Regions from separate parts of the Homo sapiens genome. Here region 1 is linked to region 2. Evidence: read pairs that join two places in POLR2A ChIA-PET (ENCODE). Cell type or tissue: PC-9. All regions are shown on one strand.

What was found. ChIA-PET counts read pairs that join two places held together with the same protein. Peaks named below come from ENCODE experiments on the same cell type or tissue, not always from the same donor. Only the 100,000 strongest peaks of a DNase experiment are listed, where the experiment ranks them.
Region 1: POLR2A ChIA-PET joins it to region 2 with 21 read pairs; 6 of 35 experiments call an interaction of 5 or more read pairs at or near these places.

Annotation. Positions count from the first base shown.
Region 1 is chr22:36,958,376-36,966,375 of GRCh38, reverse strand. LL22NC01-81G9.3 (a long non-coding RNA gene) reads right to left here and starts at 1,128. Exons shown (of 4, transcript NR_038954.1): 1 at 863-1,128. In PC-9, no CTCF peak of the experiment used is centred here; no DNase peak of the experiment used is centred here; H3K27me3 peaks cover 2,089 bases.
Region 2 is chr22:36,892,424-36,900,423 of GRCh38, reverse strand. No RefSeq gene overlaps it. Among named protein-coding and RNA genes, the nearest start is that of CSF2RB, 17 kb to the left of the region's middle. RefSeq lists an enhancer at 4,349-4,902. In PC-9, no CTCF peak of the experiment used is centred here; a DNase peak (open chromatin) is centred at 6,973.

The DNA.
Region 1 (8,000 bases), 66 kb before region 2:
AAAAAATAAAATAAAGTAAAATAAAATAAAATAAAATAAAATAAAATGTCTTTTTTTTAAAGTAGAAAATGATGTTGATAGTAAATGATATTTTCTTTTTTATTTAAAAATAAAGTTGTATTTTTCTTTCTGTTTTTAAAAATTTTTTACTCATCAATATAATTGAAAACTGTCTAGAAACCACATCTGTAGAGGTAGGGAAACAGAGAAGTAAGTTGTAATCAAGAACAACAAGGTCTCCAATCTGAGCTTTGTAGAACAAACTCCAGCATGGGGAAGAAGGCAGGAACTCAGTTGTCAGAGGCCACACAGGGTGGCCCAGCTCTCAGAAGCAAGGGTGGGCCCAGGGATGAGGACAGAGGTTCAAGGAAGTATAGGCACAACTGTGACCCTGTGAACCCCTCCTTCCCCGGGTCAGGGCTGGTCCTGGAGCTGAGGATGGAGCTGAGCCTCCAGCCGGGCAGTGGGGGAGGGTGTCTCAGTCACAGAAAGAGGAAGACCCAGGAACAGGAGGCAGACAGGTCACCACTGAGAACAAGAGAGGCCTGGACAGGCAGATTCTGCAAGTGTGGCTCAAGGCATGCAGCTGCCTCTATTCCCCATTTTTGGCTCAGATGACCCCTTCCCATAAGCAACCATGTGTGTGGGCATTTCTCTGGCCTTAGCAGAACCAGTGGCCTAGGGCAAGGCCTCTTACAAGAGACAAAGTCACTGGGAGTAGGGGATAGGGGGCTGGGGGGTGGCCAAAGAGTCACATTCTGGCACGTGGAGCTTGAGGTATCTCGTCTCTGGAACATACAAGGAAAGAGGTTCTATAGGTCATTGAATTCATAGCTCTTAGGTTTGGGGGAAGAACACTTACTTAGGAAAACCTTTAGGTAAAACCTGAGAGAGCCTGCAAACTTGAAAGCAGAGCACGTAGACCGGGATGAGAAGAGGAGCCCTGGAGACCCCTGAGGACACTGGTGCCTAAGGGCCTGGCTGAGGTGCTCGGGAGGCCAGGAGGGGAACAGAGAAGGGAAAGTCAGAGCGGGAAGGAGAAAGCAGAGTGTGGTGGGAGGCATAAAAATGGAGAGACTTTTAAGGCTCTAGGAGTGGCCATGGTGCTGGTGTTGTGTCTGAGAGGTCAAGGCAGGGGTGAATCCATCTGGTTATGTGATGTGGAGCTCCTCTGTGATGCTGGCGGAAGACCATTCTAAAGCCAGGTCATAATAAATAGAGAGAGGAGTGAATAGGAAATGGGAATATGAAGACAGCTTTTTGGAAAAGCTTGATTAGAAAGAGGAGAAAGAGATGGTATGGAAGCCTAAGGTGGATACTTGATTGGGGTGAGGGAAGGGGGAGTTTTTTTTTTTAAGATGAAAGACAGTTGGTTATGTTTTCAGGTCCTAGGAAACATACCAGAAATTAACGAGATACAAGAAAAACAGGGAGTCTATTAATGGGGTGAGGAATGTGAGAGGGATAGACGCTGGCTCATACTTGGTGGCAGTGTAGGAAAGTTGAGAAACAGTGACTGGGAAACAGGGATTCTCTGAAGCTGGGTTTATTAATTCCAAATTGCCAAGTGTCTGTTGTTGGGGACATTTCTGACATTGTGAATGTGTGATCATGTGATCCCAGGTTACATCCAATCTAACCAGCAAACAAATGTCTGTCATAAGAACAAATGATTGACTGCTGCCTAACAAACCACCTCCCAAGCTTAATGGCTGAAAACAACAACCATTTATTATTTGTCACCATTCTGTGGGTTGGCTAGGCTCACCTGGGTGGTTCTTCTGCTCCACAAAGCAGGTGAGGTCATTCATGTGGCTGCATTTAGCTGGGAGCTTGACGAGGGTGGAGTGAGAGAGGGCTTCACTGGCTTATTCCCCTCCACATGGCTTCCCATCCTCCAGGGTTTCTGTCTCCACATGGCCTCTACAGTAGGAGAGCCTGGACTGCTTTACACCATGGCTGACTTCTAAGAGAGCAAAAGAAGCTGCAAGGCCTCTTAAGGCCTAGTCTCAGAAATCATATAGCTTCACCCCCACTGCCTTCTACTGGCCAAAGGAAGTCACAAGGAGGCCCAGACCCAAGGGGAGGGGAAAGAGATTCCACATCCTTATAGGAGGAGCTGCAAAGTCAGAAGGTGGAGGAGCATGCAGGATGAGAGGGACTGTGGTCACCAAGTTTGGAAACACCTGAGCAGAGTACATCTCAGGAGTCACTGTTCTAGCTGAAACTTCATTCTCAAACATAGGGAAGCATTTCAGATGCAATTTGCAGTAAACATATCTTATGCTTTTTAAACTGCTAAGTGAATGTGAATTAGATGGAAAAAATCATTTTAAATGAACATTATAATTATGCTTTTATTACATAAATGTGCATTTGTGGTAAAATTACAAACAGTGTTTTACAAAAAGGAAAAACGGAAGTCAATTGAAATTCCACTCCCTAAATGACATGCGCAGCAGGCATATAACCCCGCAGGCTCTTGGACTTACAAACAGAAACTCAATCTGTAATTCTTTCAGCCAGAAATCCCTTTTCTGACAAATTAATTCTTAAAAGATATATAGTCCTCTTTGAATAATCATTGAAAATCATTAAGTGGAACTTGAGACGTTATGGGAAAAGGAAAAGTTGTTGAGTTTAAACCTTATTTTCTGGATGTCTAGTATATGTCTGGGAGTATGGTAAGCTTTGAGGATTCAAAACTGCACAAAACCTACCTCACCTCTGCTCTCAAGCTGCTTATGGGACAATAGGAGAGACAGACACACAAAAAGAGAATTTCAGTTAATTGCGGTGGGAGCTACAGCAGAGGGGTGCACTGAATGCCAGAGGAGAGGAAAGGGAAGAGGAAGGGGAGGGAATAGGAAGGGGAGGGAAGAGGAAGGGGAGGGACGAGGAGGCAAGAGGAGAGAGAGAGCAAGTTTCTTGCCTGCACCTAAGGAGAGGGTCAATACACCAGGGCAAGAGGGAAAAAGGGAAAACATGAAGGAACACAGGCAGATGGAAAAAGAAATTTATGAAAGAAGAGTCTTTGATGCTACATTATGTCCCAGGTTTGGTTTTGTTTTTAAAATTTCCATATTCAAATTTTTTTCCTTTCTAAAAACTTGTTTTATTTTTAAGTAAAAATACCCCAAGCCACATGAATCATGGTTAGCTTAACAAATCATTGTAAGGCCAGGCAAGGTGGTTCATGCCTATAATCCCAGCACTTTGGAAGGCTGAGGTGGGAGGATTGCTTGAGGTCAGGAATTCGAGATCAGCCTGGGCAACATAGTGAGACCCCCCGTCTCTACCAAAAGAAAGTATTTAAATTAAATTTAAAAATAAATCATTGTAAGGTGAATATCCTTGGATGGCTCCCCGCCCTACACCCCGCACGGGAGACAGAACCTTGCCACCCATCCAGAGCCCTGCACTGCTCCCAGACAAACCTCCCAGTCCCCCAACCCAGGAATCCAGTGTGCTAATTTCCACGTCAGGGTCTCTTATTTTCTCACGTTATTTTATCACCCTGTGTGTATCTCTGAACACTGTCGCTTGGTGTTCCCTGTTTTTAATCTATAATTTCCCCTCCACTTCTCTCTTTTTCTTCTTCACAATGTATTTGCTTATGCAATTTTTCCCACATACTTTTTGTGCTGAAATTGAAGTAGTCAGTTGTAAACGCATATTGATTATTTCAAGAGTAAAATGCTGCAATAAGTAATGATTATGAAAGCTATTAATTTTATGAAGAAACACAATAATTAAGAACTTTAGCTGAGTAGAAAAAAGATTGATTATTAATACAAATATTAAGAGAGTGCATTTGCTCGATCATTTTAGGAAGAATATTATAGACTGTTTGAGCTTATAAAGTTTAAATAACAATAAAAAGCAGAACAATGGAGATTTAATTGTATTATAAATGTAATATTTGTAGAAATTTTAGAGAAGTAGCAGTTCTCACAAGAAACAAAATCCCTTTTAAAACTCTTTCATTTTTTTAGTGGCTTAATTTCATTTAAGCCAGGGGTCCTTGAAGCAAAAGCACTATTTGAGAATTCTCTACATCTTGTGAGGAATACATTAGAAGCAAAATGTCGACTTTGTCATGTCCAAAGATAAAACAACTCTAAAATCAGTACATATCCAAGATAAATCATCTTTGAGTCAGACATAATAAAGACAATGGAGAGAATGAGGAAAGACATTGCTAAAAATAAACAAAGCACTCCACACATGTTTTACTCTGATTATTCAAATGCAAAACAACAGACTTTACAAGAATGCTTTAGGAAGGCATTTCCTCACAGTTTTGAGTCTCTGGAGGGTAATTTAAACAAAATGTTTATAGAAATGACTCCTATAGATGGCCAAGCATTTTTGGAAATCGAAGATGAAGGCTTTGGGAATCCTCTTGAACCATTAATCCTAAGTGCAGAGTTCCTTCTAGGAGCAAATTACCAGAAACTATCTGAATAATGTACCACTAAGCCCTGAAAGATTAGGGATATTATCCAATGGGCTTGTTGAACAGGAGTGTTTATTAAGCATGGCGGGAATGTGGGAGAGGAAATCCAGGAGCCATGTGTAGCAAACAGTGTTGAGAAATTGGTATTCTTCCCCAGAAAAATGTCAACATTTAAAGTTTGGATACCAACATTGGTAATGATGAAACTGTAGTAAGTGTCTGTCTCTGGACTGATGGTATTTCAGGTTTATTCTCGTATCCCACAAGTGTGTTCTATGATGATAATGGTGCTTAGACCTTCTTAAGAGTCCCAGGCTCTGCTTATGAAGATGTCAGCAGAACAGAGAGGGCTGGAGCACCCCCCAGGCTCAGAGGGATGCTGGGTCACAGGAGGACCAGGGATGGAGGTTGAAGGGCTCCCCCAGGCACATGGGGGTTGGGGACTAGAATATAGACTGATAAATACCTTCCAAGACCCAAATTTTACAGATGACGAGAGCTCAGAGCCAGGTTCAGAGACAGTGGGGGAGTACATCTAAGTTTACACAGCTACACAGAGGCTAAGTCGAGGTTGGAGCTCATCTCTCTTGGGAAGAACATAGGTCCTTCCTGATGCTTCTAAGGTCCTGTTTCCAATCATCCTTTTTGGGGCTCAACATTTCTATTGTGAGCTCATTATCTGTGAATCCACCTAAATCTCATCATTCTATTTTTCAGCCTGAACTCACCCTCCACACGCGCCTGCCCAAGTATGAGAAGATCTCCAAGGTAACTTTCCTACAGAAAATGGCTGTGTCTCTATCTGAAGCCCAAATGTTCAAGCACACACTCCTTTAATTCCCCTTTATGTTCAGTTCCCTTCCTGATGTTGCATATTCCACAAAAGAGGTTTTCTATTCTATCACCATCTCAGCCTCTGGGAGGTTCTCCAGGAATCTGTCTGGAAACCAGGACTTGGAGTTTATCAGAAAGAAACTGGCATCAGCTTAGAAAACCAGCAAGGCAAGTGGAATGAGAATGAGGGTGGGTTAGAGATTCACCCCTTCCAAAGAGAGAATAGATTCCACTCCATTGCCCCATAGAGTTTTTTAAGGACATACAGTCCAGGAAGCCTCTCCTCTCAGGACAGGCTTGGAACAATTCTGGGAGCAGGTAGCCTTGGCACACGAATGAAATGAGGATGCATGACTGGGGCCCAGGCCAAAGGGACACTGCTGTCCAGGGATTGACAAATGGGGCCCCCAATAACACCTGGGATGCCCACGAGCACCTTCAATGATAAACTAACTCATGTAGACAGAACACTTACATGCTGTGATCTGTCCAAGTGCATCATACATATCTACTAAAAATCCATATAATAATCCTGAGAGTGAGGGGCTACTATAATCTCCGTTGCACAGATCAGAAAACTGGGGGTCAGAGAGGTTAAGTAACTTGCCCAAGGCCACACAGCTTGCAAGGGGGCAGAGCTGAGATTTAAACTCAGACAGGGTGGTTCCAGCTACACAATCAATCATTACAGGATATTGCTTATCCTGACACCACCTTCCATAACTGAGTTACAGGAAATTTACCCTTCTGGTCAATTTTCATAGCTGGACCCAGGACCTCCACAAGGCTCATTGATCATTGTTTAGTTTTAAAGTATTTTATTGTTTAATGTTTTTATAAAAAGATACTTTAGAATTTGCAGTTACCACTGTCTGTAAGAAGCTTTGGCTTTGATATTTTCCTGTGTTCTACTTTCCACATACCACATACATTTCTGCATTGCACACACATTGCAGCCTGGCCGGGGGTACTGAGCTCTTGCCACTCAGGGAGCTGGGAGGCTGAGAGGCATCTTCCTCACCGAGGGAAGGGACCAGCAGTGTGAGTCTCTCTGCACTCTCTTGGTGGGTGGTGAGGGTAGACATTTCCTTGCGGCAATAAGATGCAGCTTCCTGAGCTCCAGGCAGCAGAAATCCCCCGCAGACCCTGTGCCGGGTCAGTTTTCCCAGGTCCTAATGTTTCAGGGCATGGCTGTGGGAGGAGGGCACGAAGGATGAGTCCAGCACCAGCAATCCTCTGAGAAGCATCCTCCTACTTCCACTCTGTGCACATCTCAGACTGAGCTCCTCCTGGCCAGCCGTGGGTCTGGTGCCTCTCTGCATTCCCAGTGTGGTGAAGGGGTTCAAGGAAGCCAAGTGGGACCATCCAAGACAGAAAGAATGCTGGGGACAGGACATTAGCTCAGACCCTTTATGTCCCCTGAGTACCCTCTCCATGCCAGCACCGTGATTTCACACACATGCAGGGGTGCCAAAGAGAGCTCAGGGTCCCCAGGGCGCCCCAGGCATTCCCTGAACACCCTCCAATCCTCCACTCCAGGAAAGACTTTCCCCACCAGGGAAGGGCATCCTACACTGTTCCCAGCCAGGTCCCCTTCCTGGCAGGCAGTAATTCAAGAATCATCAAGGCAGAATGTCAGTGGTTCCCACCATTCCCTCTCCTCCTCCCTGACCTTCTCCCCAACACAGGAAAAAGACAGGAAGAAAAGGTAGACACCAATCTCTGAATTCTAAACATCAGGACTCAATGTGCCCATCTCTGTGGCTTACACAGGGCACCCAGTCTTTATGTCACCAAGTGAGTTTCCTCAGTCTGTGTGCACAGCCTCATACCTGGCTGGATAGAACCAGAGATGCAAAGTAGAAAAGCATAGGCTCTGGAGCTTCTATCCTCAAGAAGTTGCTCATCTATCCATCCATCCATCCACTCATCCATCCATCCATCCATCCATCCATCCATCCATCCATCCACCCATCCATCCACCCACTCATCCATCCATCCATCCCTCCATCCATCCATCCACCCACCCACTCATCCATCCATCCATCCATGCATTCATTCCAATACCTTCCAATACCCAAATTTTCCAACACACAATTTCAAGTGCTAACTCTGTGCCAGGACATGTGCAAATAACCAGGGAGAGAGATATGAATCAGGTGTGTTTGTGGGGGGTTGGGGGTGGGCATGAACACTGAGCACTCCAGGACTGTATGGGAAGAAGGGACAGGGCAAAATAGGAACCAAGGAAAATACAAGTGATTTAGCTAACTCCGATCATCGGTTTCCATGTGACAGGCATTATTTCACTTGGTTCCTTCAAAATCATTTTGAGGTTTGTAGATGACCATCTCCAAGTAACAGATGACAGTTTTGGGGCTTGGAGAAGTAACATGCAGATAATTTGCACAAGGTCTCACTCTTAGCAATACTAGAGGTGGGAGTCCAACCCGGGTCTGTCTGGCTCTGGGCTCACACCAGCTGTGGTTATTGGAGCCACTCCCATCTGTATCCCCATGAGGAGTCAGGGAAGGCTGCATGGAGGAGGCCCTGCGTTAGCTGAGGCTTGAATGATGAATGGGAGTTTATAGTAATATTTTTCAGATTTATTCTGTGTTTAATTTAGATAATTTCAATTACTATATTTTCAAATTCACTAATATTAAGCCAATTCAATGACATTTTCTTTTCATATGTTGTACTTTTA
Region 2 (8,000 bases):
GTGGTAAGTATGTGTCCCGGGGTGACTGGCATGGGGGTGGGGAGCTAACTGGACACATAGGGCCACTCACACCAGATAGACTTATTTGGCAGGGCAGGGAGGAGTTGAGGTTTGGTGGGGTGGCAGATGAGGAGAGCTGACTGGATTCAGACGGTGTGGGATTGTCAACCCTGGATCCAGGGCCATCAAGGTCCCTCTCATCTGGGAGCTGCCCCAGGGACTTGACCCTCAACCGCTCCTTCCATCCAGCCCAGCCCATGGGGCAGCCTACAGTGCAGCTGGCCCTCCTATGGGTGCCAAAAATTCCCCACATTGCCTGCCTCTTCTCAAGGGCCCTGCCCCTGCAGCCTCAAGGGTTCCTGCTCCCCTGCATCAGGGCGCCTCACACCAGCCAGGAGGGCCTTCCACGTTCTTAGGATCTTTGTTTTCTTGCTAACTACAAGAGGAAACTTGACAGAGGTAGAAAATCTGATTGATTGAGGGGAGTCAGAAAGGTTCCAGAACTGTGTCCCATGCCCTTACTGTGTGCAGAACTGTGCTTTCATGGCCCTGGAGGAGAGCTCCTGTCCCTTTATTTCCATGAGGATGAACCCCCACTCTCAATGCTGCCTAAGGGAGTGGGCCCTGAGGAGGCCTTTACTGCCCACTTGGCACCAAATTACCAAGAGTGGAAGAAAGGCCAGCTGTCTGGTGGCCCCAGGCCAGCTGGAACTGGTCACCACCTTCCCCAAGGTGACCATCGTGGTCAGGCACAGCACATCAACTTTCTAGCTCTCCCTAGTCACTGCCAGAAACCCAGGCTCCCAGGACATCCCTTAAGACCCAACTTCATCCCCAAGTCCTCCATATGTAAGTCCTCTTAATAGCATCTACTGTCTGATCTCTCAGCCTTTCCAAGCTCTTCCCTGTACCTGTGGGAACTCATGGTCTAGCAAAATCCCCTGCTCTTTTTCTCTGACTGTTCTCTTCATTCCTGTTAGGGGTTGAATTGTGTTACCTAAAAATCCATATGTTGAAGTCCTAACCCCAATACCTCAGAATATGACCTGATTTGAAGACAGGGTCTTTACAGAGATAATCAAACTGAAATGGGGTCATTAGAATGATCCCAAATCCAATATGGCTGGTGTCCTTGTAGAAAGGAGAAATTTTGAGACAGACGCACATTCAGAGAGAGCACCATGTCAACATGAACACGCTTTGTGCAAGCAAGAAGAGGGACCTGGAACAGGTCCTTCCCTCATAGCCCTTGGAAGGAACCATTCTGGAGCCACCTTGGTCTCAGACTTCCAGCCTCCAGGACGAAGCCATCCATGTGGTACTTTGTTCTGGCAGCCCTAGGACACTCATGCCACCCTCTTGTGCCAACTCAAACCTGTCCTCCCTGAGCACACTGCTTCCTTGCAGTTCTCTCCATTGGAGGCTGATTTTCTCCTTCATTCCTGCCTTCTAGAAACCCCAGCTCATTTGCAGCTCATTCTGTGTTGCTGGCATCTACCAATGATCTGGTCAGCGCCCACCTATCCTGATGACGTCAGCACCCAGCTCTTGGTCTCCCTCCCTCCACTTCCTCAGGTTGCCATCTCCCAAGAGCCATCCAGCCAATACCTCGACCTCTTGGTCATTCACCTCATTAGTGGCAGAGCTGGAATTCAGAGCTAGTTTCTTTCCACACCAGCAGCAACCAATAGGTGAAGAACACCGGCCCTGGGGTTAGCCTACTTGGAGCTGATTTCTGGCCCTGCCACCTATGGCTGTGTGTTCCTGGGCAAGTCTTTTCATCTCTTTGGGTATTAATGTCTTTGGCCATGAAATGGGGATAATACTAACAATAGTATTTACTTCATGGTATTGTTATGAGGATTAAATAAGAAAATCCAAATAAGGATCTATGTGACACATAAACTCTGAAAATGCTATTATAAATAGCATATATAAATGAAAAAAATGCTGTTATTATTTCCTGGAAATAAGAGCATTCTAGCAGGTAGAACTTTGTAACCCAAGAGGATGGGAATAGAGTTAGAGAGAGGGCAGTCCAGGGGACTGTTTCCTTGATTACTTTATATAATAGTGGTAAAACGAGGTCTGAAATACAGAACTTCTAAGTCCCAGAAAATGACTGTAATAAATATGATCAATTTATATTTATTGTATCAGTCAGGGTCCAGTCCATAGACAGAAATCACACCAATTATCTGACCAGAGAGAACTTAACATGATTTGTTAATTAAGTATAGAGTTGTTAACTAGGTAACTAAAAGATTAAGAGAGTGAGCCAGAAAGAAAGAGAGAACTGTAAGGTATCATGGTGGTAACAACTGCAGGAAGCAGCTTTCACCCCTTGCAAAAGGGAAGAGGTTAAAATTATAAAAACTGAGAAACCAAGAGGAGGAAGATGAACCTGCGATCTCTGAGAAGGGGTCACTGTTCTACTGGTGTGTGTGTCAGTCTGTTCTTGTGCTGCTATAAAGAAATACCTGAAACTAGGTAATTTATAAAGAAAAGAGGTTTAATTTGCTCATGGTTCTGCAGGCTGCATAGGAGGCATGGTGCCACGTCCACTTAGCTTCTGAGGAGCCTCAGGGAGCTTTTACTCATGGAGGAAGGCAAAGCGGGAGCAGGCATGTCACATGGCAAGAGAGGGAGCAATCAGCCCCAAACAAGTTTGAAACCCGATAGGGCAGTCACTAAATCTTAAAGCTCCAAAACAATCTCTTTGACTCCTTGCCCTGCATCCTGGTGTTAGGGGATGCATGCCCTGCATCCCAAGGCCTTGGGCAGCTCCACTCTTGTAGGTTTGAAGGGTGCAGCCCTGTGGCTGCTCTCTTGGGTTGGAGTTGAGTTCCTGCAGCTTTTCTACACGAGGTCCTAGACTCTTTTAAACAACCAGATCTCATGTGGTTGTTGAACTAACTGAGTGAGAACTCACTCATCACCATGGGGATGGTGCTAAACCATGAGGGTTCCCCCACCCCCCCGTGATCAAATGCTTTCCATTAGGCCCCACCTTCAACACTGGGAATCACATTTCAACATGAGAGTTGAAGGAGATAAACATTCAAGCTCTATCATTCCTCTCCTGGCACCCCAATTCTCGTGTCCGTCTTGCATTTTAAAATACAATCATACTTTTGCAATAGTCCCCCAAAGTCTTAACTCATTCCATCCTTAACTCAAAAGTCCCAAGCTCCAAATCCCAAGTCCAAAGTCTCATCTGGAGATGAGGTCCTTCTGCCTATAAGCCTGTGAGATTAAAAACAAGTTATTTACTCCTAAGATACAATGGTGGTACAGCCATTGGGTAAATATTCCCATTCCAAAAAAGAGAAATCAGCCAAAAGAAAGGAGCAATCAGCCCCAAACAAGTTTGAAATCTGGCAGGGCAGTCACTAAATCTTAAAGGTCCAAAACAATCTCTTTGACTCCATGCCCTGCATCCTGGTGTGAGGGGATGCATATCCTGCATCCCAAGGCCTTGGGCATCTCCACTCCTGTGGCTTTGAAGGGTACAGCCTTGTGACTGCTCTCATGGGTTGGAGTTGAGTTCCTGCAGCTATTCTACATTGAGGTTGCAAGCTGCCAGTGATTCTACCATTCTTTCCCTTCCTTCCTTTCTTTCTTTTTCTTTCTTTCTTTCTCTTTCCTTCTTTCTTTCTTTCTTTCCTTCTTTCTTTCTTTCTCTTTCTTTCTTTCTTTCTCTCTTTCTTCCTTCCTTCCTTCCTTCCTTCCTTCCTTCCTTCCTTCCTTCCTTCCTTCCTTCCTTCCTTCCTCTCTCTCTCTTTCTTTCTTTCTTCTTTCTTTCTTTCCTTCTTTCTTTCTTTTTGAGATGGAGTCTCACTCTGTTGCCAGGCTGGAGTGCAGTGGTGCAATCTCGGCTCACTGCAACCTCCACCTCCTGGGTTCAAGCGATTCTCATTCCTCAGCCTCCCAAGTGGCTGGGATTACAGGCACATGCCACCACACCTAGCCAATTTTTGTATTTTTAGTAGAGATGTGGTTTCACCATGTTGGCTAGGATGGTCTCCATCTCCTGACCTCGTGATTGGCCAGCCTCAGCCTCCCAAAGTGCTGGGATTACAGGTGTGAGCCACCGCGCCTGGCTGACTCTACCATTCTTGATTCTAGAGGGCAGTGGCTCCCTTTCCACAGCTCCACTAGGCAGTGCCCTGGTGGGGACTCTGTGTGGGGGTTCCAACCCCACATTTCCCCTTGGCACTGTCCTAGTAGAGTTTCCCTGTGAGGGCTCCCCTCCTGCAGCAGGCTTCTGCCTGAACACCTAGGCTTTCCCATATATCCTCTGGAAACTAGGTGGGAGATGACAAGCCTCCTTCATTCTTGCATTCTGTGCACCTGCAGGCTTAATACCACATGAAAACTGCCGAGGCTCACTGCTTACACCCACTGGAGTGGCAGCCTGACTGTATCTGGAGCTCTTTAACCTGAGACTGGAACCAGAGCAGCAGGGATGCAGGGAACAGCATCCTGAGACTACACAAGGCAGTGGTACCCCAGCCTGGCCCCTGAAAGCATTGGTTCTTCCTAGGCCTTTGGGCCTGTGATGGGAGCAGCTGTGAAGATTTGCCTTCAAAGAAAATCTTGAAAACGACTTCAAGGCCTTCAGTGCCTTCAAGACCTTTTCCTCATTGTCTTGGATAGTAGCACTGATTCCCTTTTAGTCACGCTAATCTCTTTAGCAAGTGGTTACTCCACAAGACTCTTTTAAACATATTACTCTCCTGAAAATGCTATTTCTTTCTCTGTCACATAGCCAGGTTACAAACTTTTCAAACTTTTACACTCTGCTTCCCTTTTAAATATAATTCCAACTTTAGGTCATTTCTTTGCTCCTGTATCTGAGCATAGACTATTAGAAGCAGCCAGGTCCTGTCTTGAATGCTTTGCCACTTAGAAATTTCTTCTGCTAGATACCCTGGGTCATCACTCTTAAATTCAAACTTCCGCAGATCCCTAGGTCATGCATCAATGCAGTTCAGTTTTGTGCTAGGGATAAACAGGGGTGATCTTTACTCCAGTTCTCAAGAACGTCCTCATTTTCGTCTGAAAATTCTGTCAGCATGGACTTCACTATTCATATCTCTATCAGCATTTTGGTCACAAACATTTAACCAGTCTCTAAGAAATTCCAAACTTTCCCTCATATTCCTGTCTTCCTCTGAGCCCTCCAGATTCTTTCACCCTCTGCCCGTTACCCATTTCTAAAACCACTTCCACATCTTCAGATATCTTTATAGCAATGCCCTACTCTTTGGTACCAATTTTTTGTGTTAGTCCATTCTTGTGTTTCTATAAAGAAATACCTTAAACTGGGTAATTTATGAAGAAAAGAGGTTTAATTGGCTCATGGTTCTGCAGGCTGCACAGGAAATGTAGTGCCAGAATCTGCTCAGCTTCTGGGAAGGCCTCAGGGAGCTTTTGCTCATGGCAGAAGGCAAAGTAGAAGCAGACCCATTACATGGGGAGAGAAGGAGTGAGAGAAAGAGAGAGAAGGGAGAGGTCCCAGACTCTTAAACAACCTGCTCTCGTGTGAACTGAATAAGAACTCACTTATCACCAAGGAGTTGGTGCTAGGCCACTCATGAGGGATCTGGCCCCACGATCCACTCACTTCCCACCAGGCCCCACCTCCAACACTGGGAATCACATTTCCACATGAGATTTGGAGGGGACAAACACCCACACAGTATCAGCTGGTGCTGGTGTCTTGTGTGGGGGCCAGGGGAAAAGGGGAGTTTCTCATCAAAACTGGTTCTGCCAGGGCTGGAGAAGCTGCAAAATGGATTTAAATGCTGCCACAGGAAATAATTGCTGCTGCTAGGGTGAAGGGTGAAGAAGTATTCCTACAGTGAGGCTCACTGGAGCAGCAAGTAGGCAGGAAGGTGCAAGTCCTCTCTTCCTCCAACCTCACAGCTCACAGCTTCCCTCTAGCACCCAAGTTGGCAGAGGGTACCAGGAACCAGCTGACATCACTGTGGTTGGGAAGTCCCAAATCCAGTATCACAACAAAGTACAGAGGGATGAGTTTGGAGCTGAGAGATAATAGCTTAATAACTGGCATTGGCAGGTTTTTTTTATATGGGCGTAAAATAAGGAAATGGGCTGAGAGTGAGTTGGGAAGGGACTGGGTTATCTAATAAAAAGATGAATTCTTGTGGCCACATTTATCAGGGAATTCCCTAGTTTTCTCTGTTTATGAGCACTTTGACAGCCATTGAGTGACATCCTCCCAGAATTTAGAAGACAGGCCCTCACTCCAAGAGCTAAACTGTATAGTCATGCAATGCAAAGATAGGCCAACCACCTCATAAAACAGACAAAAAATGACAATCTGAGGGCAAAAGTTTGCAAAAACGTATGCAAAATACAGAGTTGGTATCCTGAATAGCAAGAGATATTATAACTAAGTAAGAAAAATATGAACATACTAATTAACAATAGTTCATAAAGGAAGAAATGCAAAGGGCCAATACATGTAAAAAAAAGTTTAATCAAACAGGCATGTAGCATCACTGGTGAGCCATCTCTGGGTCTCTGTACTTCAGGCTTCAGAAACATCTTGTCCCTTTTGCAAGACTTTGAACTCATTCATCCCATAGTACTTTTGTTGCTTTGGTATTCTTTGACCCAACCCCTTCTTCCAACACACAGACACACACACACACACAACACACACACACACACACACACACACTGATCTTTAGAGGTTCTATGATTCAGTCATGGGCACTCTAAGATTCTAATTACCCAGTTTTGAAAGTTGTAAAATGTTAGAATCAGCAAGAGTTAATGTTGCTGCTCAAGGGTTCCGCTTTTCAAGCAGGAGGGGCACAATCCCTAGGCCCAAATCACCAACCATCCCAACTTGAGTTATTTGGGCCGAAGTGTACATTATTGAAATGTCAAATGTGTGAACAAGTCCATCCTGCTCTGCAGGAAACTTGATGATGACTTCTCATAGCACTGCAGGAAGAGAATGCAGCTTGTGAAAGTCTATTTAACAGCCATAAGCATGTCTCATACACAGTTGCTGGATGGTTTACTGTTTCTAGGGACAGTTTTATTCCTTGAAGAAATTGTTATAGTGGCATGGCGGGAACAGGAGAGTATGCTGGAGGTCTCCATGTTTCCTCCAGATTCCAGCTGGCCTTTACTATGCCATAGTCGCCATTTCAAATTGCTTAGTTTCTTGGTAAAGCTTCTTTTTAGGTGGTCTTATTTTTTTAAGTCTGTGTTATTGATGGGTGCTGTGTGGCAGGCAATGTACAAAATATATTTCCTATTGTCGCAAAAACCATGCAACGAAGGGAGGTATGAAGATAAGGAATCTTATCTCCTGATACTTGACTTTTTCATTCAATCATGTTTCTAAGAATCATCCGTGTCATCATTGTGCTATAATCACTGTATAAACCTACTGTTCTCTGGACAGGTGTTTGGGTTGTTTACATTTGTTGAGAGCTATTACGAGGAGTGCTGCCATTATTATTAGACCATTTTACAGATGGGAAGACAGTCTCTTACCCAAGTTATCCAGCAAGGAGGTAGCAGAGCCAGAAACCATGTTTTTACCTCCAGGGCCTCATGGCCTCCCCTGCTTTCTTTCAGCATCTTCCTAACAGCCTCTAAGTGAGTGGTTGTCTGCCTTTCTTTTTCAGCATGAACTCCCTGCTCTCCACCCCCACTCCCATGCTCAGCTGAACCTGTCCTCCCTGTCCTTTGTCCCATTCCTCTTTCCCCCTAAGGACAAACCTCCAGCCCATGGTTATTGTAAGGTTATTCCCTGCACTTGTTTGCAGGGAAACAGAATATTAACCAGAACTTCAAAGGTGGAAAGTCCCAAAGTTTTCAGCCTGGGAAGAGAGCTCCAGGTCCCTCCAGCCAGCAATGCTAGGCTTGGACTCCTGCCTCACCATTTCCTCTCCAAGGGGAGGCTCACCACAGCCTCATCCCACCCTGTCTTTCAGGAAAACCCCACTCCT